Regions from separate parts of the Homo sapiens genome. Here region 2 is linked to region 1. A link is an interaction called in ENCODE POLR2A ChIA-PET data of the cell type or tissue named here. Cell type or tissue: GM12878. All regions are shown on one strand. Each heading gives the region's core, and the rest is flanking DNA. Links, peaks and the distances in the headings are about the cores only.

Region 1 (7,774 bases), core at 1,159-6,158:
ATGTATTCAATACAAACTGTACTTTTTGAGTATCCATACAAGTTCACTTTCAGTGAAGTAGTCAATAAATTGCATGAGGCCGGGCTCGGTGGCTCATGCCTGTAATCCCAGCACTGTGGGAGGCTGAGATGGGTGTTACTACTTGAGGCCAGGAGTTCGTGACTAGCCTGGCCAACATGGTGAAACCCTGTTTCTACTAAAAATACAAAAAAAATTGGCTGGGTGTGGGTGGTGGGTGCCTGTGGTTCCAGCTACTCAGGAGGCTGAGGTGGAAGGATCACTGGAGCCAAGAAAGTCAAAGCTGCAGTGAGCAGTGACTGCATCACTACACTCCAGCCTGAGTGACAGAGTGAGACCCTGTCTCAAAAAAACAAATAATAAAATAATAAAAGTACACTCCATTATGGAAAAACCCATAGAACTCTCATATAATCCCTCAGAAGCAAAGCAAGTAAACAAGACAGTCTTAGCCAAATGAAACAAGGCAAAGAAAGGGTAATGCAAGCAAAAATAAAAGGTAAGTAGGCCGGACGCAGTGGCTCATGCCTGTAATCCCAGCACTATGGGAGGCTGAGGCACACAGATCATTTGAGGCCAGGAGTTCGAGACCAGCCTGGCCAACATGGTGAAGCCCTGTCCATACTAAATATACAAAAATTAGCTGGGCATGGTAGCTCGTGCCTGTAATCCCAGCTACTAAGGAGGCTGAGGCAGGAGAATCGCTTGAACCTGGGAGGTGGAGGTTGCAGTGAAGCAAGATTGCGCCACTGCACCGCAGCCTGGGTGACAGAGCAAGACTGCATCTCAAAAAATAAAATAAAATAAATAAATGGTATATAAATAAACTATATTATGCTTATAGGTTAAATATGAGCAGAAGTGATTACCACGCACTAAACAAGATTAGTATAATCTTACACAATAAATTTAGTAGAGATACTATTAAATAATAAGAATGATTATTCACTAAACAAGAAAGACACTGTCTACTTATATGTAAAACTTAGAGACATTATTAAACTAAGGCTTAACAAACTAATTTATGATATTCCCTTTATCCTTTTACAGATGAAAACAGTGTGGCACACAGAAGTTCACTTGCTTAAGGTCACATCTGGCAAGTGAGGAGTTGGAATTCACAGAGTACACTATATTGCCTCTTTATAAAACTCCAAACCTGCCCCGTAGGAGTTTACAGCAATGAGGATTACGGTATTTTGAAGCGATTTTGATTACTAGTAAATCTATTACTTAGAAGTAAATGAGATCTTAAACTTCAAAAACTGCTCTAAGTATAAATTCAAAACTGAAGCACCAAAAGCATTTTCAATAATCTCAATATCCTAGTATTTATGTTTTTTTAAAAAAGGATAAGCTGGCTGGGCGCAGTGGCTCACGCCTGTAATCCCAGCACTTTGGGAGGCCAAGGTGGGCAGATCACAAGGTCAGGAGTTCCAGACCAGCCTGGCCAACATGGTGAAACCCGATCTCTACCAAAAAATACAAAAATTAGCCAGGCATGGTGACGTGCACCTGTAGTCCCAGCTACTCGGGAGGCTGAGGCAGGACAATTGCTTGAACCCAGGAGGCAGAGGTTGCAGTCAGCTGAGATTACGCCACTGCATTCCTGCCTGGGTGACAGAGTGAGACTCCATCTCAAAAAAAAAAAAAAAAAAAAAAAGATAAGCTATAATGCAAATCTTTTTTTTTTTTTTTTTTTTTTTTTTTAAGAGACAAGGTCTCACTCTGTCACCCAGGCTGGAGTACAGTGGCAATCATAGCTCACTGCAGCCTTGAACTCCTGGCCTCAGTCGATCCTCCCACCTCAGCCTCCCAAGCAGGTGGGACTACATGGGTGGCTAGTTTTTTATTTAGAGAAAGGGTCTTGCTGTATCGCCCAGGCTGGTCTTGCCTGGCCTCAAGCAACCCTACCACTTCAGTCTCCCAACTAGCCAGGATTACAGGCCTGAGCCACTGCAGCCACTGGTCATTTTAAAAGAAGTAGTTTCCATTTTTACCCTATGCTAACAGGATCTGTTCGGTTATTACAAGAAACCATACAAGCTGGTACAAACTGGTCACACTGGAGCTTTCTCAGACAAATCCCATAAAAATCATCAATAACACAGCAGTCACTTTAGCATTTTCCAATACTATCTTCAAAGTTCTTTTCACATCTATTCTTCCATTTGAGTCTTAAAGAAACCTCATGAGGAAAGGAATCTGTACTGACATGTAAAAAAAAACTCAGAAAAGGTGAAAGATTTTGCCTGCACAGAGTTACAGAGAGAGTGTAAACAATGCCAGTTGCAGAACCCAAGTCTTCTGATGCCCAGCCCAAGTCTTTTCCAGTTCACCCAGAGAAATCTTGTGCCTCCCTTGATGCTTCCAAAGATCACAATGCTACAAGGTGAGCCTCCCTGGGAGAGCTGCTCTTTACAGGGGGCTCGGTAGGAAGCAGAGGCAGGCAACAGGGCTAGGTCTTCAGTCAGGCCTGGTGAACAAACAAGCGCTACTGGTACAAAGAAAGGGGCAGGCAAAGCTAGATTTGATTTCGGTCCAGTATCAGCTGAAAACAATTGAGGATTGCATGGCGGTCAATGACCCCACTGTTCAGGCAGCGTGGCAAAAGACACTAGGAGACTTTTTAACATTCTTAGCCATGAACATTCTTAGCCCTGTGAACAACAAAAACAACAACAGTTACCCAGATCTGAGGATCTTTCATGGGACCCGAATTGAGGAGTAGGTGGGAGTAGGGACAGAATCTACTCTGGTGTTTTTGCTCTCTGGTCACCTGCTGCAAACTGACAGAGCACAACACTTGAATTCACTGACATCCATTTTCTTAATCTCAAGACACTTGCTCAATCAGACAAAAGGAAAAAGAAATCCTTCTCTGATGGGAAACTAGCATTTATCTATTATATACAAAGAGATTTTAAAAGCCCCAGGAGAACTACAAATAATCTCGAAGCTCAGATGTGCTGAACAGAAGTCTAACCAGAAAACCTTCTACTCATCAGCACTTCAGAAATTATCACAGGAGCAATGTTCAGAATCTCACAATAAGTTTATTAAAAATGTAATTCAAGAAAGTACCAACAGAAAAGAATTAATACGTTTTCTTCTCTCACTACATCCCAATGTAACAACAAAACCTCAAACTCCTGCAGAACATGGTTACTTATTGATTCCATTTTCTTTTTTCACTCTCAGACATAAATATAAACAAAATTTCTACTGTGGAAAAACATCTTCAGGGGACTTTTAACCATGATCTCTAGCACAAAGGGCTTGTGGCTTGTTTTAATGTCTCTAAGCTACTTGACTAGTTTCTCTTTCACTGAGAAAACTGCTACAAGTATTTTCTGCTGCATCTGCACTGCAATGCTAAGTTTCAAGTGCCAATGAGCTTGTGATTTATTCTTTATTTTACAAAAGTATTTAATCAGCCTCAGTGTTACTTTGAAAGCTTCTCCCTGGACAGGCGGCCCAACTTCTAATGTTATGAATGGGCTGGAAAAGCCTCTACTTGAGTTTTTAAAGGATCACATCCAATAGTAAATGTAACCGAACTCTAAATTCCAACCTATAATTGAAATTATTATTATTATTGAGATGTAGTTTCTTTTCTTTTTTTTTTTTTTGAGACGGAGTCTCCCTCTGTCGCCCAGGCTGGAGTGCAGTGGCACAATCTCAGCTCACTGCAAGCTCCGCCTCCCAGGTTCAGGCCATTCTCCTGCCTCAGCCTCCCAAGTAGCTGGGACTACAGGTGCCCGCCACCACGCCTGGCTAATTTTTTGTATTTTTAGTAGAGACGGGGTTTCACTGTGTTAGCCAGGATGGTCTCGATCTCCTGACCTCGTGATCTGCCAGCCTCTGCCTCCCAAAGTGCTGGGATTACAGGCGTGAGCCACGGCACCCGGCCAAGATGTAGTTTCACTCTTGTCGCCCAGGCTGGAATGCAATGCCACGATCATGGCTCACTGCAACTTCCACCTCCTGGGTTCAAGCAATTCTCCTGCCTCAGCCTCCTGAGTAGCTAGGATTACAGACGCCCACCACCATGCCCAGCTAATTTTTGTATTTTTAGTAGAGATGGGGGTTTCATTTAGCATGTTGGCCAGGCTGGTCTCGAACTCCTGACCTCAGGTGATCCACCACCTTAGCTGGGATTACAGGCGTGAGCCACTGTGCTCAGCCTATAATTGAAATTAATAAAAAAAATTTTTAAACTAATTTAAAAACTTTAGGAATACATCCTCAAAAGACTCCTCTGGTTTTTAAGAGACTAGGAGCAAATCATTTCTCCAGCCCTATAAAAGGCTTTGTGAAAGCAGCAGACGCTAAAAAGAGCAAGGGTAGTGATACATCCCATTTGGTGATTTTTTTTTTTTCTCCTTCCATCCCACTCCACCTCTGTTAACCATCTGTGGTAGATTAGATTATTATTCAGCCAATATTCACTCCCTCCCCCAGCCTGGCCAAGGGAGGAATACACCTCTCTCCAGTGATGTTATAGGCTTGGCTCTGTAGTTTGCTTGGCTGCATGGTGGTTGCAGTCTACTACCCACTCCTAAGTCTTTGGGCATGATCATGTGACTTGCTTTGGTCAATGCAATCTTAGCAGATGTGGCATAACCAGACATTTGAACTATGCTTATGCAGTTGGCCTTGACTTCTTGTACTTCTGCTGGTGCCTTGAGAAAAGCTTATCATGGATAGCCACTGCCCCTTCAGCCTGGGCCCCAGAATAAGGCATACAAATAAGAACTGCCCTCACCGATCCACACATCTACCTACAAGGAAGCAGAGCCCTGAGTGAGAATACATGCTCTGAACTGCTGAGTTTGGGGGAGGTCTGTAATGTAGAGTTACTATAGCAACTTGTTTTTAAATAATGGTTATGTTGGCTCAGAAAATGCAATAAAAACGAACAAAGACTTAGAATCGCAAGTCCAGAATCCCTTATCTGTAACTTTTAGGACTAAATGTGTTTAGAATTCAGATTTTTTTGGATTTTGTAAAGGTACTATGCAAATGCCAGAAGTTATATAATGCCCCTACAGGGTCTTAGAAGCAGAAAAGCAAACAAATTATTAAGCTATAGTGAAACAAATGAATAGTTTTAAATCACATTAAAAAAAGAAAATAAAGACGATAACTAGGCCAGATTTTGCTGTTAAATTAGTTATAAAAAACCTTGGCCAGGTGCAGTGGCTCGCACCTGTAATCCCAGCACTTTGGGAGGCTGAGGCGGGTGGATCACGAGGTCAGGAGTTCGAGACCAGCCTGGCCAATATGGTGACACCCCACCTCTACTAAAAATACAAAAATTAGCCCAGTGTGGTGGCACACGCCTGTAGTCCCAGCTACTCGGGAGGCTGAGGCAGAAGAATCACTTGAACCTGGGAGGCGGACGTTGCAGTGAGCTGAGATTGTGCCACTGCACTCCAGCCTGGGCGACAGAGGGAGACTCTGTCTCAAAAAAAAAAAAAAAAAAAAAAAAAAGAATAGCAAAAAAAGAAAAACCTTTTAGTTTTCGGATTTCAGAACTCTGGATATGAGACTATGGTCCTATATACCTTTGTATAATTATAAAGAATCTTTCCCAATAAGTTATTTAATTTCAATAACTCTATAAGGGAGATATGATTATTCAAAATCATTGTCTAAAATTCTGAGGAAATGGACAGAATACAACTAATTTTTAATGAAAAATGATTATTTACGTCTAATTAATTTGTAAATCACTTGTTATATTTAGCATTGCCTGCAGTCTTTCTTTTGCTTTGATCAACTTAAACAAGAAACCGTACAAGGCGTTGTGAAAAGCCAATACTAATACCTTTTTCCTCACTCTCATCCAAGCAAGAGTATTAATATCTTTCAATCAACAAACATTTACTGGGTTTCTTCTATATAAGCACACACTTGATGAGGGTTGGGAATTCTAATTAATCAGGTATTACTTCTGTTTACTTAAGGAGCTTACTATCTCTAGAGGGCAAAACAAGTAAATTTTTATACTGGTTAGATATTGAAATAAAAATATGTTAGGTATATTGTGTTAAAATAAATTATTCACATTGGTTTCATCTGTTTCTTTTTGCCCCCCTTTTTTTTCTTTTTTTCTTATGGAGTCTCGCTCTGTAGCCCAGTCTGGAGTGCAGTGGCATGATCTCGGCTCACTGCAACCTCCACCTTCTGGGTTCAAGCGATTCTCCTGCCTCACCTCCCGAGTAGCTGGGATAACAGGTACACGCCAACACACCCGGCTAATTTTTTGTATTTTTAGTAGACACAGGGTCTCACCATTTTGGCGAGGCTGGTCTCGAACTCCTGACCTCAGGTGATCTACCTGCCTCGGCCTCCCAAAGTGCTGGCAGATTACAGGTGTGAGCCACTGTGCCCAGCCTTTTTTTAAAAAAAAAACGAAGTCTCACTCTGTTGCCCAGGCTGGAGTGCAGTGGCGCGATCTCGGCTCACTGCAAGCTCCGCCTCCTGGGTTCACGCCATTGTCCTGCCTCAGCCTCCCGAGTAGCTGGGACTACAAGTGCCTGGCACCATGTCTGGCTAATTTTTTGTACTTTTAGTAGAGACGGGGTTTCACCGCGTGAGCCAGGATGGTCTCCATCTCCTGATCTGGTTATCCACCCGCCTCGGCCTCCCAAAGTGCTGGGTTTACAGGCGTGAGCCGCTGCGCCCGGCCACCCAGCCTCTTTTTACATTTTTTTTCTTTTTTTCTTGACAGAGTCTGGCTCTGTCGCCCAGGCTGGAGTGCAGTGGCGCGATCTCCGCTCACTGCAAGCTCCGCCTCCCGGGTTCACGCCATTCTCCTGCCTCAGCCTCCCGAGTAGCTGGGACTACAGGCGCCCGCCATCACGCCCGGCTAATTTTTTTTTTTTTGTATTTTTTAGTAGAGATGGGGTTTCACCGTGTTAGCCAGGATGTCTCGATCTCCTGACCTCATGATCCGCCCGCCACGGCCTCCCAAAGTGCTGGGATTACAGGGGTGAGCCACCGCGCTCGGCCTTTTTTTACCTTTAAAAATGTGTTTATGGCTAGGCACAGTGGCTTGTGCCTGTATCCCACCACTCTGGGAGGCCAAGGCGGGAGGATCACTTGACTCCAGGAGTTCAAGACCAGCCTGGGCAACATAGTGAGGCTCCCATCTCTAAAAAAATAAATAGCCGGCCGGGCAGGGTGGCTCACGCCTGTAATCGCAGCACTCTGGGAGGCCGAGGCGGGCGGATCACGAGGTCAGGAGATCGAGACCATACTGGCTAACACGGTGAAACCCCGTGTCTACTAAAAATACAAAAAAATTAGCCGGGCGTGGTGGCGGACGCCTGTAGTCCCAGCTGCTGGGGAGGATGAGGCAGGAGAATGGCGTGAACCCGGGAGGCGGAGCTTGCAGTGAGCTGAGATCGCGCCACTGCACTCCAGCCTGGGCGACAGAGCCAGACTCCGTCTCAAAAAATAAATAAATAAATAAATAAATAAATAAATAAATAAATAATAGTATGTTTATTAGAAAATTTAAAATAGGGATAATCACCTTGTGGTTCTCCCAGTCTGCATGCTAATAAATTTGTATGCCTTTTCTCCAAAAGAAAAACAAAACAGGTTTTTTTTTTTTTTGAGACAGTCTCACTCTTTTGCCCAGGCTGCAGTGCAGTGGCATAATCTTGGCTTACTGCAACCTCCTTCTCCCGGGTTCAAGTGATTCTCCTGCCTCAGCCTCGCTTGGGAGCAGCTGGGACTACAG
Region 2 (5,000 bases), core at 1-5,000, 68 kb before region 1:
TCTGACTCAGTTAAAAAACTGAGGACAAGGTGTAAAAAGTGTTCTCCTCAAACTGATGGATATGTCAAGGTCATAATAATTAGTGACTAATGATTAAAGATGCTAAGGAACCTAGGTGTTTGTTTCCTTAAAACTACTTAATATTCTTGTTGTAATGTTTTAATCAAGTTTCACTCTTGCAAAAACAAGACAACCAAAAATAACTTGGTTGGAAAATATGCTAAAGTCTTATTCAATGAACCACATCTCTAAGACTAACTGAAGAGATGACTGAGCCCTAACCAAAGGGCTTTAGTGGCTGATAATGTTCCTAAGAAGCCCTAAGTGTTAACTTAAATCCATCAAGTGGCAACACATCTTAGACACTGAAGAAATACTTGCATTTCTGCCAATATCCTAAATCCCTTTGATTTTCTTTAAAATAAAATATAGCACTTGTCAACAAAAGGAATAATAATGTACAAGGTTGTATCATGCAAATCCACAGATCTCTCTACAGCAGAGTGAGACATATTAATAAAATTTTTGTAGACAAATGTATTACGGCCATGAAGGCTTACTGGAACAATTAAAAAAACAAATCTTTTACTTTATAAAATAAATGCCAAAAGGTCAGGCTGTAAAATGCCAACTTAAAAAGTCTGAAGGGAGGCCAGGTACAGTGGCTCACGCCTGTAATCCCAGCACTTTGGGAGGCTAAGGCAGGCAGATCATGATGTCAGGAGTTCAAGACCAGCCTGCCCAAGATGGTGAAACCCCATCTCTACTAAAAATACAAAAATTATCCAGGCGTGGTGGCGCACGCCTGTAGTCCCAGCTACTTGGGAGGCTGAGGCAGGAGAATCACTTGAACCCGGGAGGTGGAGCTTGCAGTGAGCCAAGATCGCACCATTGCACTCCAACCTGGCGACAGAGCGAGACTCTGTCTCAAAAAAAAAAAAAAAAAAAAAAAAAAAAAAAAAAAAAAAAAGCACTATTACTGATATATCCAAATAAAAGTTACATGTGATATAGAATTAGACTGTAACACTCTCAATTCATTTTATTCTCAAAAAGGTTGATAATGTAGCTACCTAAAGGAATCCATGACTTTGCAACATAGAGAAATGCACATACTTTCCTCTGGGTCTTCACCAGCGAGGATACTGCTGGAAAGTTCCTGGACAGCAGCTCGTGACTCAGGTGTAGAGCGATGAGGCCCTAGATGACTGTCCCTCTGGGCTTCCCATTCCTCACTGAACCCGCCATCATCATTCTCTGCAACAGTGTCTTGTGACTCCCTTTCTGTGCCTTCAAGAGAAAGTGGAAGTTACAGCTCTAATATTTAGAAAAATTTAATACCTTTAAGAAAATTACATGGAAACAGTAACTAGCTGTCATTGTAACTAGCTGGCCCTTAAACCACAAAGCATGGGCTGTAGCAGTGCCTGCTGGTAGTTTATCCAACAGCTATTTTCTCCTTTATTTCCTGAGGGCAGAATCCTGAATTGTTTGGGTTCCCACCCCCTCCCACATGACTCTGGTGGTGAATCCTGACCAAGCCAAGCCAAGCACGGTAATCCCACCAAGCCTCTTCCTAACAAAAGCTCTAAGGTTGTGGGGTTGTAACTTGGTATGAACCTATGAGTGGTGAAGCAAAGTCCACCGGGATTCCTGGGAAAATTTTTCTCACTCTTTAAGAGAGACTAAAGGAAAAAATAAACAGTCCCCTTCTACCCCTGAATGTTGCCTTATCTAGACATGATGCCTAGAACTACAGCTGTCATGACCACGAAGAGCAGTGGGCTGAAGACCAAGCCTATAAACTAGTGATGGTAGAGTAGGAAGTTGGGCTACTTGAAAACATCCCTGAGCCACCAAATTAACCAACCCTACAAATTTCAAATGCCTACACCTCAGGCCTTCCTGTCACGTGAAAGAATAAATTTCTTCTTTGTTTAAGGCAACTGAGTTGGGCTTTTTATCTTTTGCAACTGAAAGCTTCCTAACTGTTGGCACTCATCCCTGGATTTGGTGACAAAATTATAAAAGTGGCTTCATTCTGGAGGGTGGATTGGGAAAGGAGCGGGGAGTGAATGTCTTTATGGGCCAGTCATTTCATTATAATGACTATCAATCTCATTGAAAATGGTGAGCATGATAGTCTTAAAAAACTTCCATACATTAAAAATAATTAAAATATATAAGTGAAGTTCAAAGTACTTTTATTCTTCCTTCATTTTTTATAAAAGTAATACATGTTCAGAGCAGAAGTAGATTTGCCATGAATAAGTAAAGCTTGTAAGCTTCAGGGCCCTTCCTTGCATGGCTTCCTCTGGGAGAGCCCTCACAATTTTGTATTGATAGTTTTGTATTCTTTTTATTATCCAGATCTCCAAAAACCTGAATCTTCTCTGGTTTGGAGTTTATGAAATAATATAAGAATAAGATTTATAAATGAAAACAGCAGTCCCTTTTCTACCCCCTCCCTCCTCACTTCTGATACTCATTCCTACCTTAAACTCTTTTAGCCATCCCTTTTGGTATTTACCTCCATAATTAATTATAAGTAGCATGCTCATTGTGCCATAACTTGATGTTTTAATTTGAGGTACTTATTCACCTCCTATAGAGAAGATAAAGCATTAGGTCTCATCCTTTAGTGCACGCAAATGTAACTCTTCCTGTCTTCCCAGTGCCATAACCTTATATTAAATTCAGCTTTATATTCTCACTATGCAAATAATATTCACAACTAAACTACTTTGCTATAGCCAGAATATACTATAATTACATTTGCTTTTTTGAGCAAGTTTTTGTTTTCTTTGGAAAACTGCCTCATTTTTTTCCACTGATGAATTTTATATTATTATCTATGACTAATTTATCCTGAAATGCTCTGACAGAGCTCAACCACATCAGGTAATCTCTCAGTTCTTTTGTTTGTTTTTTCCTTACACAGATATCCCTCTTGGAGCCCTATGCCCTTTTGTTCCAATGTAACTTCTAGTTCCGTTAACACAGTGATTTTTCAACTAGGGATAGCACCTCCCTTCCGGGGAGTGTTTGGAAATAACTAGGATGGAGGAGTTTTTGATTATTGCAAAGCCTTAAAGCCATTATTGGCATTTAGTGGGTGAGGGGCCAGGGATGTTAAATATCTTGCAATATGAGGGAAAGTCCCACAAAGAACTGTGCCCCCCAAAATACCAGCAGCATTCTCACTGAGGAAGCCTGCAGTTCATCCAGCCTTCTCATTTCAAAGCCCTTGCTCATGTTGTCCCTCTCTTGGAAAGCTCTTCCTCCATCCTTCAGCGGGCCGTCCCCTATTACCACTTCCTCAGGGAAGCACCCCTTGACTTTCCAGGATACGTAAAATTCCCCTATTATAAACTTTCATAGCAACTTATACGTCTTCTTTGTAGTACCTATCACAACTGTATGAATTATTTATGTAATAATTTGTTGACCATCTATCTCTCCAAATAGACTATAAGCTCCACAAGGGCAGGGGAAATCTTGTTCAGTGCTATATCCCCAGGGCCTAGCACATAGTCAGGTGCTCAGTCAACATCTGTAAAATGAATGAAATTCTGTTGTATCACTCACTCACATACATATATACCTACATGCTCACAGACAATCATTTGATTTTCTTTAGCTTAACACAGGTTAACACAAGAGCCAGGCTTGTGGCAATTCTTTCCAGTATATTTCTTACTTTTCTATCAGGTTTACTAGTGGTCTTGATGGCAGCAGCGGCCCATCTGGAGTGGCTGCTGCAAAGATGGCAGCTGCAGCAGGGGAGGTGCAGCTGGGGCAGCATGCTCTGTGAGCTGGCAGGAGCCAGGAACAGGCGGGAGTCCTGCCCCCTTCTGAGTTGGTGGGGCAGAAGTCCCGCACTCCCACAGCTGCAGCTTCCCAGCTGTGGCTGTAGACCTGGGCATCCCTGTGCTCTCAGGGGTCCAGGAAGCCCCTTGCGTCTGCAGGCTCCGATTTCAGAGCAAAGTTGTGGCTGAGGCTGGGTGCTGTCATGACCTGGCCGGGTGTGCGGGCGCTTGGGGCAGCACTGACATGCCAGCCCCCTGCCACCTTGGCCCCCTCTGGACTTTGGGTGCTGACAAGCATGGGAGGGAGACTGAGGAGGGGCTGAAGGCAGCTTACCGTGGGCCTGCAGGCACCCTTTGGCATGAACAGCCTGGGTGCCATGGGAGCTATAGACAGCAGGTTGATGGCAGCAGGAGGCAGACAGGCTCCTAGGCGGAAAGGGGAAGTTCCCTGGTGAAGCACCACCTCAAGTCAGGGAAAGCCTGAAGCCTGGAGGCCAAGCTCCCAGTTCCACAGACCACAGTGAGAACTTATGGTGCATTTTCTGGGCCTGCTCATGGCCACCCATGGACCCATCAGCATGTACTTCCTCCCCTCTGAAGCCCATAAAAACCCCAGACTCAGTCAGACTTGGGCAGATGAAGGGACAACCTGCCTGCAGAAAGAAGCTACCCACTCCGGGTCTCCTCTCCACTGAGGGCTGCAGAGATGATGGGATGACCTGCTTGTGGATAGGAGATACCCATTCCGGGTCTCCTCTCCACTGAGGATTACAGACATCAGGATGACCTGCCTGCAGACAGGAGCTACCCACTCCAGGTCTCCTCTCCACTGAGAGCTGCAGAGACAATGGGACGACCTGCCTGCAGATAGGGTCTCCTGAGAGCTGTACTGTTGCTCAATAAAGCACCTTTTCATCTTGCTCTCCCTCCAGCTGTCCACGTACTTCATTCTTCCTGGATGCAGGACAAGAACTTGGGACCCATTGAATGGCAGGATTGAAAGAACCGTAAGACAAACAGGGCTGAAACGTGCCCCCCACTTGCCACGTTGCAGGTGGCGAGAAGGAGAGAAGAGAGGAGTGAAGAGATGTGGCCCTTCGGGGAGTCCAGACTCAGGAGTTCCCTAAGCCAGGGCTATGACCCCCCTCTTTGGGGTTCTGCAGTTCCTGGCATCTCCAAGCTTCTGGGTGC

The links. Peaks named below come from ENCODE experiments on the same cell type or tissue, not always from the same donor. Only the 100,000 strongest peaks of a DNase experiment are listed, where the experiment ranks them.
Region 2: POLR2A ChIA-PET joins it to region 1 with 5 read pairs; 5 of 35 experiments call an interaction of 5 or more read pairs at or near these places.

The regions. Positions count from the first base shown.
Region 1 is chr14:73,137,943-73,145,716 of GRCh38, reverse strand. The region is part of intron 1 of PSEN1 (presenilin 1); the gene reads right to left. Among named protein-coding and RNA genes, the nearest start is that of PSEN1, 5.3 kb to the right of the region's middle. In GM12878, for the core only: no CTCF peak of the experiment used is centred there; a DNase peak (open chromatin) is centred at 3,316; H3K4me3 peaks cover 707 bases; H3K27ac peaks cover 1,012 bases.
Region 2 is chr14:73,208,059-73,213,058 of GRCh38, reverse strand. It overlaps PSEN1 (presenilin 1), which reads right to left. Exons shown (of 12, transcript NM_000021.4): 10 at 1,117-1,290. Among named protein-coding and RNA genes, the nearest start is that of PAPLN, 27 kb to the left of the region's middle. In GM12878, for the core only: no CTCF peak of the experiment used is centred there; no DNase peak of the experiment used is centred there.